2 separate regions of the Homo sapiens genome follow, and region 2 is linked to region 1. Evidence: read pairs that join two places in POLR2A ChIA-PET (ENCODE). Cell type or tissue: OCI-LY7. All regions are shown on one strand. Region 1 overlaps VAV2 (vav guanine nucleotide exchange factor 2). Region 2 overlaps VAV2 (vav guanine nucleotide exchange factor 2).

Region 1 (4,000 bases):
CACACTCTTGCACCCACCCCACACATGTTCACACTCACACTCAGACACACACAGCTCACATACACACACACACAGACATACAGTCTCACACACACACATTGACACAGACATCCATGGACACACCACACACAAACACACATACACACACTTGAACCCGTCTTCCATGTTCACACCCACACCCAGACATGCACAACTTAACACACACACATTCACAGACATACAGTCACCCATACACATTCACACAGACATCCATGGACAGCCCCCCAACACGGACATATCACACACATTCACACACACACAGTCTCACATGTACACACATACTTAGACACTCAACTGGTATTTATGATAACTGTAAAGAGAAAAATACAGGAAAACCCTGGCCAAACCTACTTCTTGGCCAACAGTTAAAATGCAGCGTATTCAGTATATAATTTCATTTTGCTTTTAATTTGCTATGGCGGAATGCAGTGATGTAAGACGTACATAAATTTGGATTAAACTCTCATTATTCAACTTACCAGCTGTGTGGCCAAGCAGTTTGCAAATGGGCAGCCCTTGTCATCGTCCATGGTTTCCAGTGAGGCGGCTGCGGCTCTGAGGGGCTGCAGAAGGGGCTTCTTGTCATGCTGGCCTCTGGTCTCCCCATGTCTCACCGTGGCGGTCAGTGGTGGTGCTGGCCAAGCTGTGGCATCTCTCATGGGGAGCTGGGAGTAGACGGCGGGTTTGGACCATGAGTCATGGTGTGGGGTGCTGGGAATGGAGGTGATGTCACCGTGCAGACCCCCGGGCTGAGCTGAGGAGACTGGATGAGGTCCACAGGAGGTGTTTGTGAAGTGCAGGTTGCTGCTCCTGCCGCCCCCCACCGGTCGCTTAAAACAAGTCCAGACTTCCACACACAGATGGCAGTGCCTACTGTTTTTCTCTCCACTATTTTATACATAAAGATGCAATGGCTGGGTCGGGCATGGTGGCTCACGCCTGTAACCTGAGCACTTTGGAAGGCTGAGGTGGGCGGATCATTTGAAGTTAGGAGTTCGAAACCAGTCTGGGCAACACGGTGAAACCCTGTCTCTAATAAAAATACAAAAAGCAGCTGGGTGTGCTGGTGGGCGTATGTAATCCCAGCTACTTGGGAGGCTGAGGCAGGAGAGTTGCTTGAGCCCAGGAGGTGAAGGTTGGAGTGAGCAGAGATCACGCCACTGCACTTTAGCCTGAGTGATAGAGTGAGACTCTGTCTTAAAAAAAAAAAAAAAAAAGACGCAATGGCTGCACCTTTGGGAGACAGAGCAGGTGGCTGAGCACATGGACTTGGACCCCGGCAGGCTGGCTTTGAGTCCCAGCCCTGCCATCCCAGGGTGCGGCCTCGCCCAAGTGACTCAGCTTCTCCAAGTCCCATTTGTAAAATGGCGGTGACACTCCCACCCTCAAAGTTCCCTTGAGCGGGTCAAGCCATGTGTGCAGGGTCTCAGCACCGCACGTGCCCCAGGGCCCCGCCACTCTGGGGCCTTGCTGCTTCTGGTCTCCGCATCTGAGCCATGCCCTTTGCCTCCTGGAGCCCGCGTGAATGTGGCCTGTGGTGTGTCAGGGACAGCTGGCTGGGGACCGGGCCCCCTGGGACCGTGTGCTGGGTGCTGGCACACTTGGGAGCAATGGAGCCGGAACCCGCACTTGCCCTTCAGCGTGGGCCTGGCCTCGGCCCCGCCAGCCCTGTCTCTGTGGCGGTGCTTGCTTCCTTCCCTGGATGTTTTTCCTACCGTGGTCAAGCTGTGGTCAGCACTTCCAAATGGAGTCTGGCCTGGGGCCAGCGGAGGCTGGGGAGCTGGGACGTTCACCACGGTCTGGAGCCTGACGGTTCTGCTCTGCCAGCGCCTCCTGGCTTCTCCGGGACAGGTGTTCTGGAAAAACAAAACACAAGCAAAAGCCCAGCTCCTCCCTGCGGCCTGGTCTGCCCAGGTGCTCAGACTCCTGGGGACCTCTTGCTGGGCCGGGGCGTATTTGTTGCAGTCCCTGCCGTGGACAGAGGGGAGGAAGGGTCAGAGCAGGGAGGGGACTTGCCGAGGCTGCTGGTCTCTGGCCTCCCGGACTCCCAGCTTGTTGACCACAAGGAGCCGGTGTGGAGGGCGGGGCTGATAGGCCTGGTTCCTTACTTGGCCATTCCATGCATCGGTCCCTCTGGCCACAGAGATGAAGAGCGAATGCCCCTTTCATTTTTTCGGGGCATTTACTGAGCGTTTCCTACACGTCCAGATTCATCTTTTGTCATTCATGAGCTCAGCCCAGTTGGGACGCCCTGGCCATTCCAAATGAGCTCGGCGGCCTCCAGCAACCTCAGACCATGAAGATATGGCTGCGTGCCCTCCCCCTGTTCCTCCCACCCTTGGCCTGCCCAGGACGGGGGTGGCAGCTGTTTCTCCCCAGAACACAAAGCTCTGCAGTCAGAACTGACTGTCGTCTGGGGTGGGTGGGGCTGGTCAGGGGTAACCGAGGGGGTGTGGGGCTGGGGACTCCAGGGCTACCAGGGGCAGAGCTGACTCTCTTACTCCTTGTCTGATCGGCTCCTACTTACATTCACAGCATTCAGGGCTGAAAGGAGCCTGACCGACTGGCCGGCGCATTAGTCAGGGCCCTCCAGAGACCAGAGAGACAGAAGCAGCCGGGTAGAGGCAGACAAGAGGGGCCGATTAGGAGCATCGGCTCTCGCGACTGTGGAGGTGGAGGGCCCCCAGCAGGCTTTCTGCGAGGTGGAGACCCAGGAACGGGGGTGACAGGGCTTGGCCCCAGTCCCAAAGCCTCAGAACCAGGGAAGCAATGGTGTGATCTTCAGTCTAAGGCCAAAGGCCTGAGAACCTGTGGGGCAAGTCTTGGAGACCAAAGGCTGGAGAGCCTGGAGTTCTGATGTCTGGGGGCAGGAGACCAAGAGTCCCAGCTCCAGGAGAGGGAGAGGGAATCACATTTTCTCTGGCTTTTTGTTCTGTCTGAGCTCCCAGCTGCTTGGATGGTGCCGCCCACAGGAAGGGCATCTCCTCACCTGCTCACAGGCCAGTCTCCTCTGGAAACACCCGCACAGCCACACCCAGAAACAATGCTTCCCCGGTTCTCCAGGTGTTCCTTCATCCAGTCAAGTTGACACCTAAAATTCACCATCACAGCTGGCTGGTGTCTCTGGCTGGTTTAGGAAATGCCGTTTCCCCTATTATTTAAGGAGGTCTGTGGTGTTTCAGATCTTGTCTGGGCTCTGGGTTTGTTGTCATTCATTTTCTAAACAGCTGCCTCCCGGCTCCCCAAGTCTCTCATGTTGTGGGAGTCATTCCTTGGGAAGACAAAAAGCATTCATTTATTCGTTCATTCACTCATCCATCCATTTATCCATCCATCCATCCATCTATCCATCATCCATCCATCCAGCCATTCATCCACTCACCATCCATCTATCCATCAATCATTCATCTGTCCATCCATCTACCCATCCACCCATCCGTCCATCCATCCATCCATCCATCTACCCACCCATTCACCCATCCTTCCATCCATTCATCCATCCATCCACCATCCATCCATCCATCCATCCATTCACCCATCATCCATCCATCCATCCACCCATCCATCCATCCATCATTCATCCATCCATCCATCCACCCATCCTTCCACCCATCCACCATCCATCCATCCATCCACTCATCCATTCATCCATCATTCATCCATCCACCATCCGTCCATCCATCCACCCATCCACCCATCCATTCATCCATCCACTCATCCATTCATCCACCATCCATCCATCCACCCACTCACCATCCATCCATCCATCCATCATTCATCTATCCATCCGTCCACCCATCCACCCATCCGTCCATTCATCCATCCATCCATCCACCCACTCATTTACTCGTCCTTCCACCCATCCATTTGTCCATCCATCCACCATCCATCCATCCATCCACCATCCATCCATCCATCCACTCATCCATTCGTCCATCATTCATCCATCCATTCACCATCC
Region 2 (4,000 bases), 110 kb after region 1:
CCCCAGGGGTGGCTAAAGGAGCCCTCCCTGCCCCACAGACCTGGGACCTGGGACCCCGTTGTGGGCCCCTGCACTTCTCACTCGAGGTTCCTCTACCTCCCACATGTGCTGTCCAGGCAGCAGCCTCTGGGGGCAGACCCTGACAAGCCAGGAGGGCAGGAAGCCTTCCTGGAGGAGGTGTTCATTTTGAAGAGTGCGTAGGATTTGCCAAAGTGTGATTTAGGAAACCTGCTCTTACCCCCTGTGCCAGGCCAGTCACTACCTTGTTTTGGGCTGGGGTTTTAAGAGTGTCCTGGCTGGGTCTCTTCTATGTCTGTTCTCGGGAACTGAGGGCCGTTTTGGGCTGGGGTTTTAGGAGGGTCCTGGTCTCTGCTGTGTCTGTTCTCGGGAACTGAGGGCTGGTGGACCTGGCTCGGTGGGGATCCTCTGTAGGCAGTCCAGCCTTTCTCGCTCCTGTGGTCTAGACAAGCCCAGTCCCCGTCGGGAGGTGGCTGTGGGACTGCTGGGCGGGAGCTCCCTGTCCGCACCTTCCCTGTTAACAGAGCCATCAGCACTTCCCTGTGGGGCTGGCTGTGGAGACCGCAGCTCGTTGGGATGAGAGCCCCACACTTTCAGGGACCCTCCCTGCCCCCCTCGGACATCTTGTGGGCCCCTTGGTACTCTGGCACCACAGTGGGCCCCAGCTGTCTCCAGAGGCCCTGCTGCCACGTGGCTGGGGGCTTCAGTGACCTCGAAACCCTGCTCCCCCACCCCCACCACTGAGGGAGAGGCCGTTTGTTCCTTCTCAGTGGGAGATCGCAGGGGAACCCTCTGACGCACGCAGAGCAGGTGCGCGTGACCACCCTGCCCGCTCCGCATTCCCGTGTGTGTGTGAGCAGGTATGGCCTGGGACTTCCAGGGGTTTTCATTTTTAATACCTCGTTAAACTCGAGTGCTTTCAGGACTGATTCGGTCACAGCAACTCTCTGGTCTCATTTAATGCAGTCTCTGCAGAGGGAGGGGACCGGCGCAGAAGGGCAGCTTTAAAGACATACGCATTCATCTTGCCATTTTCCAGGAAGGAGTAGGCAGCTGGGCTTCGGCCCGAATGAGAGGGCTGTGCTGTGTCTGATGAAGGTCCCTCCCCCTCTAAATCGCCCTCCTCGTGCTGTTCTGGAACTCCAGGAAGAGGAAGACTTCTCCCTTTTGACGTTATTTCCCTTGTATTCAGCGTAGATCTGACTGACACACAGTGGCACTTAAGAAATATTGCTCTAAAATGAACAAGCGTCACATGCTGGGTTTTATTGTAGAAGTCCCATCACGTACGTAGTATCTCCTATATCGATTGCCCAACTCCTATTCATTCTACAAAACCCAACCCACAGGTCACCTTCTCTAAGAGGCAGCCCCCAACCCTACCAGGCTGAATTGAAGTTCACCTTCACCAGATGCTTAGAAAGGACAGCAGGACAGTCTCTGCCACCAACTTTCCCTTGTCTTCCTGCTTCTGTTTCTCACTGCTGAGATAAACGCTCCATAAGGGTCATTCATAAAGGAGCAGAGCACAGAGAGGACACCTAACTAGGCCTGGGCCTGGTTCACTGTGGTAGGAGGAAGGGCTGGGGATAATGAGGTCCCGAGAGCATTCACGATTCCCATACTGGAGGATCTGAGCCATAGGTCCATACGCTGTTCGACAATCCCTGCTCCTGTCCCCTGAGAGCCAGGCCCTGGGCTTTGCCGCTTCATCTCAGCCCTCACAACTCTGCAAGGTGGGTGCTCCAGCCCCCATTTTGCAGTTGCACAAATTAAGGCTCAGAGAGGGTAGGTGACTTGCCGGAGGTCACACAGCATGCCTCACATAGCAGAGGGGGAAATGAAACCCTGTGCTGTGGCCCGGGACATTCCCCTGGGCCTAGTCCTTGTGACCTGGCCCAGGGGCTGTTCTTTTTTGGTTCCTGAATATTTTTAGATGGTGGGAGGCTCTTTTACTGCTTAGAAAGAAGCCCCCAAAAAGAGGGAGTTACGGCCAGGAGGGACAGTCCGGTGGACGGGTCTCCTTCCGGGAATCTGGTAGCTGGGGCCTGTGCAGGTACCCGCCTATGTGGCTTGGCGAGCTGGGTGACTCTCATGCCCTCTCTGAGCCCTGGTTTCCCCACCTGTAGAAAAAGCAAGGCCTCCCTCCCTCATGGGTCGTGGTGAGGGTCTGCCAGGGCGTGTGAGAACAAGCTCCCTGATGTGTAAAGCGGTTCTTGTCTGTCTGTCTGTCTATCTCTCCGTCCGTCCTTCCCCACATGCACACCATCCAGTTCCCAGCCGGCTTCTTCAGAGGCTCGATGCGCCTTCTCTCTGCTGCCCCCACCCCAGTCCCCTGGGGATGAAGCACCCTGAGGTGTGGACGGAGGTCAGGAAACATCCGACTCGGTTTCCTAGTAACACACTAATGGCAGCTTGGTACCCTGCTTGGCAGCATCAGACAGCCCGGGGCCAGTGCGGCGCATCCCAGCCTGTCAGCAACACTATTTTATGTCCGCCGTAAACACACAGGCTCACCAGGGGCAGAAAGCAGAGTTTGTTGGTTTTCTTTTGATTTTCTGTGGGCGGCGGGGGCAATGGCCTCTGAGCAGCTGCCTTTCTGTAACAGAATCGGGGCAGGTGGGCGAGGTTGTTGGGCTGGGGCCTCAGGGTCTCGGGCAGAAGGTGAAGGTGGCAGGTTTTGCCGTCCCTGGAGAGCTACAGCCGTGCTCGGGGCCCCTCCTGGAAGATTTCAAGCTATTGTGAGGACAAAAATAATGGTCGGGATTTAGCATCTGTCAGCGCAGCTGACTCCCAGAAAACAGCAGGAGTGAAAGGATGAGACGGGGCAGGAAGGAAGGAGGGGTGGTCACTGGCCTGGGGTGGAGGGAGCTGGGCTGGGGCCCAGGTCTGGCCGTGGAGGCCCATTCACGTCTGGGCTTCCACATTCCTGCCTGGCCATCTCGGGCCTCCTCATGGACCACTGGACAGAGAAGAATGATCCCTGAAACCCACAAAAGCAACACAGCTGAGCAGGAACTAACGCAGCACCAACCCCCATCCAACTTTTTAGTCTCCTAGGTTTTAAAAAATCTGTCATTTTTAATGCTGACCACACTATGTGTTGAGACCGGCCCCTGTGCTAAATGCCGTCTCATTGAATGAGCCCCTCCTTTCGCCCTCTGGGGTGATAGGCCATGCTCCCACTTATTGAGCACCTACTGTATGCTCAGCCTCTACTGGTCTTGTACATGATGGCTGATCCTTGGAACTGTCACTCTCCTGTTGCAGATGGGAAACCGAAGCTTAGGTTATCCTGGTTGCAGTTACAGAGCTAGAAACAGGAAGGGCTACAAAGACAACCCTAGTTTCCCTCGCTGCCTCCCCTCCAGGGGCTCAGGAGCGACAGTCAAGTTCCTGCCAACAAGAGACCCACTGCGGCCCGCCTGTTCCGAAGTGATGAGGACTGGCCTGCTCTGTGGACCAGACACTGGTGTGGCATGGGTGTGGAGTTTTTCCACGAAGTATAGCCTCTGATGACACGGAGCCTCCACACGCTTCTTTCTAGCCGAGACACTGATGTGAAAAGGATCAGTGTGTGACACAGCAGCCTGCCACAGAGCCACAGGAGAGTGATGTAATTGTGCCACGGAGATTCCAGAGCCACTTGCAGACGTGGCAGGGCCTTGAGGTGCTTTTCAAGGACTGGGGGAGAGTGGGCTGGGTCCAGAGGGAAGGCACGACAGCCCGGCCCCTCCCCTGTGGGATTGCGTGGAGGGCCATGTGGGGCTGGCGCTCTGGTTCCGTGTGCCGCGTCTTCGCTGAGTTCTCGTCAAGCTCATGTCTAGTGAGAACGCTGAGGTGAGGGTCCTTGCACAATGGGACCCTCCTGCCCTGTCACTGCCCTGTACTCCCAGGAGACTTCAGACCCCTCAGTGGGTCTCATAGTATACCCCTCCTCCAGCCCAGCCCCTGAGGGTTCCCTCTTCCTCCCAGTGGACAG

Evidence for each region. ChIA-PET counts read pairs that join two places held together with the same protein. Peaks named below come from ENCODE experiments on the same cell type or tissue, not always from the same donor. Only the 100,000 strongest peaks of a DNase experiment are listed, where the experiment ranks them.
Region 2: POLR2A ChIA-PET joins it to region 1 with 7 read pairs; 4 of 35 experiments call an interaction of 5 or more read pairs at or near these places.

The regions. Positions count from the first base shown.
Region 1 is chr9:133,933,499-133,937,498 of GRCh38, reverse strand. All of the region lies in intron 2 of VAV2 (vav guanine nucleotide exchange factor 2), which reads left to right. Among named protein-coding and RNA genes, the nearest start is that of VAV2, 57 kb to the left of the region's middle. In OCI-LY7, no CTCF peak of the experiment used is centred here; no DNase peak of the experiment used is centred here.
Region 2 is chr9:133,820,737-133,824,736 of GRCh38, reverse strand. The region is part of intron 4 of VAV2 (vav guanine nucleotide exchange factor 2); the gene reads left to right. Among named protein-coding and RNA genes, the nearest start is that of SARDH, 84 kb to the right of the region's middle. RefSeq lists enhancers at 1-241, 374-483, 1,534-1,623, 1,964-2,013. In OCI-LY7, no CTCF peak of the experiment used is centred here; DNase peaks (open chromatin) are centred at 1,886 and 2,406.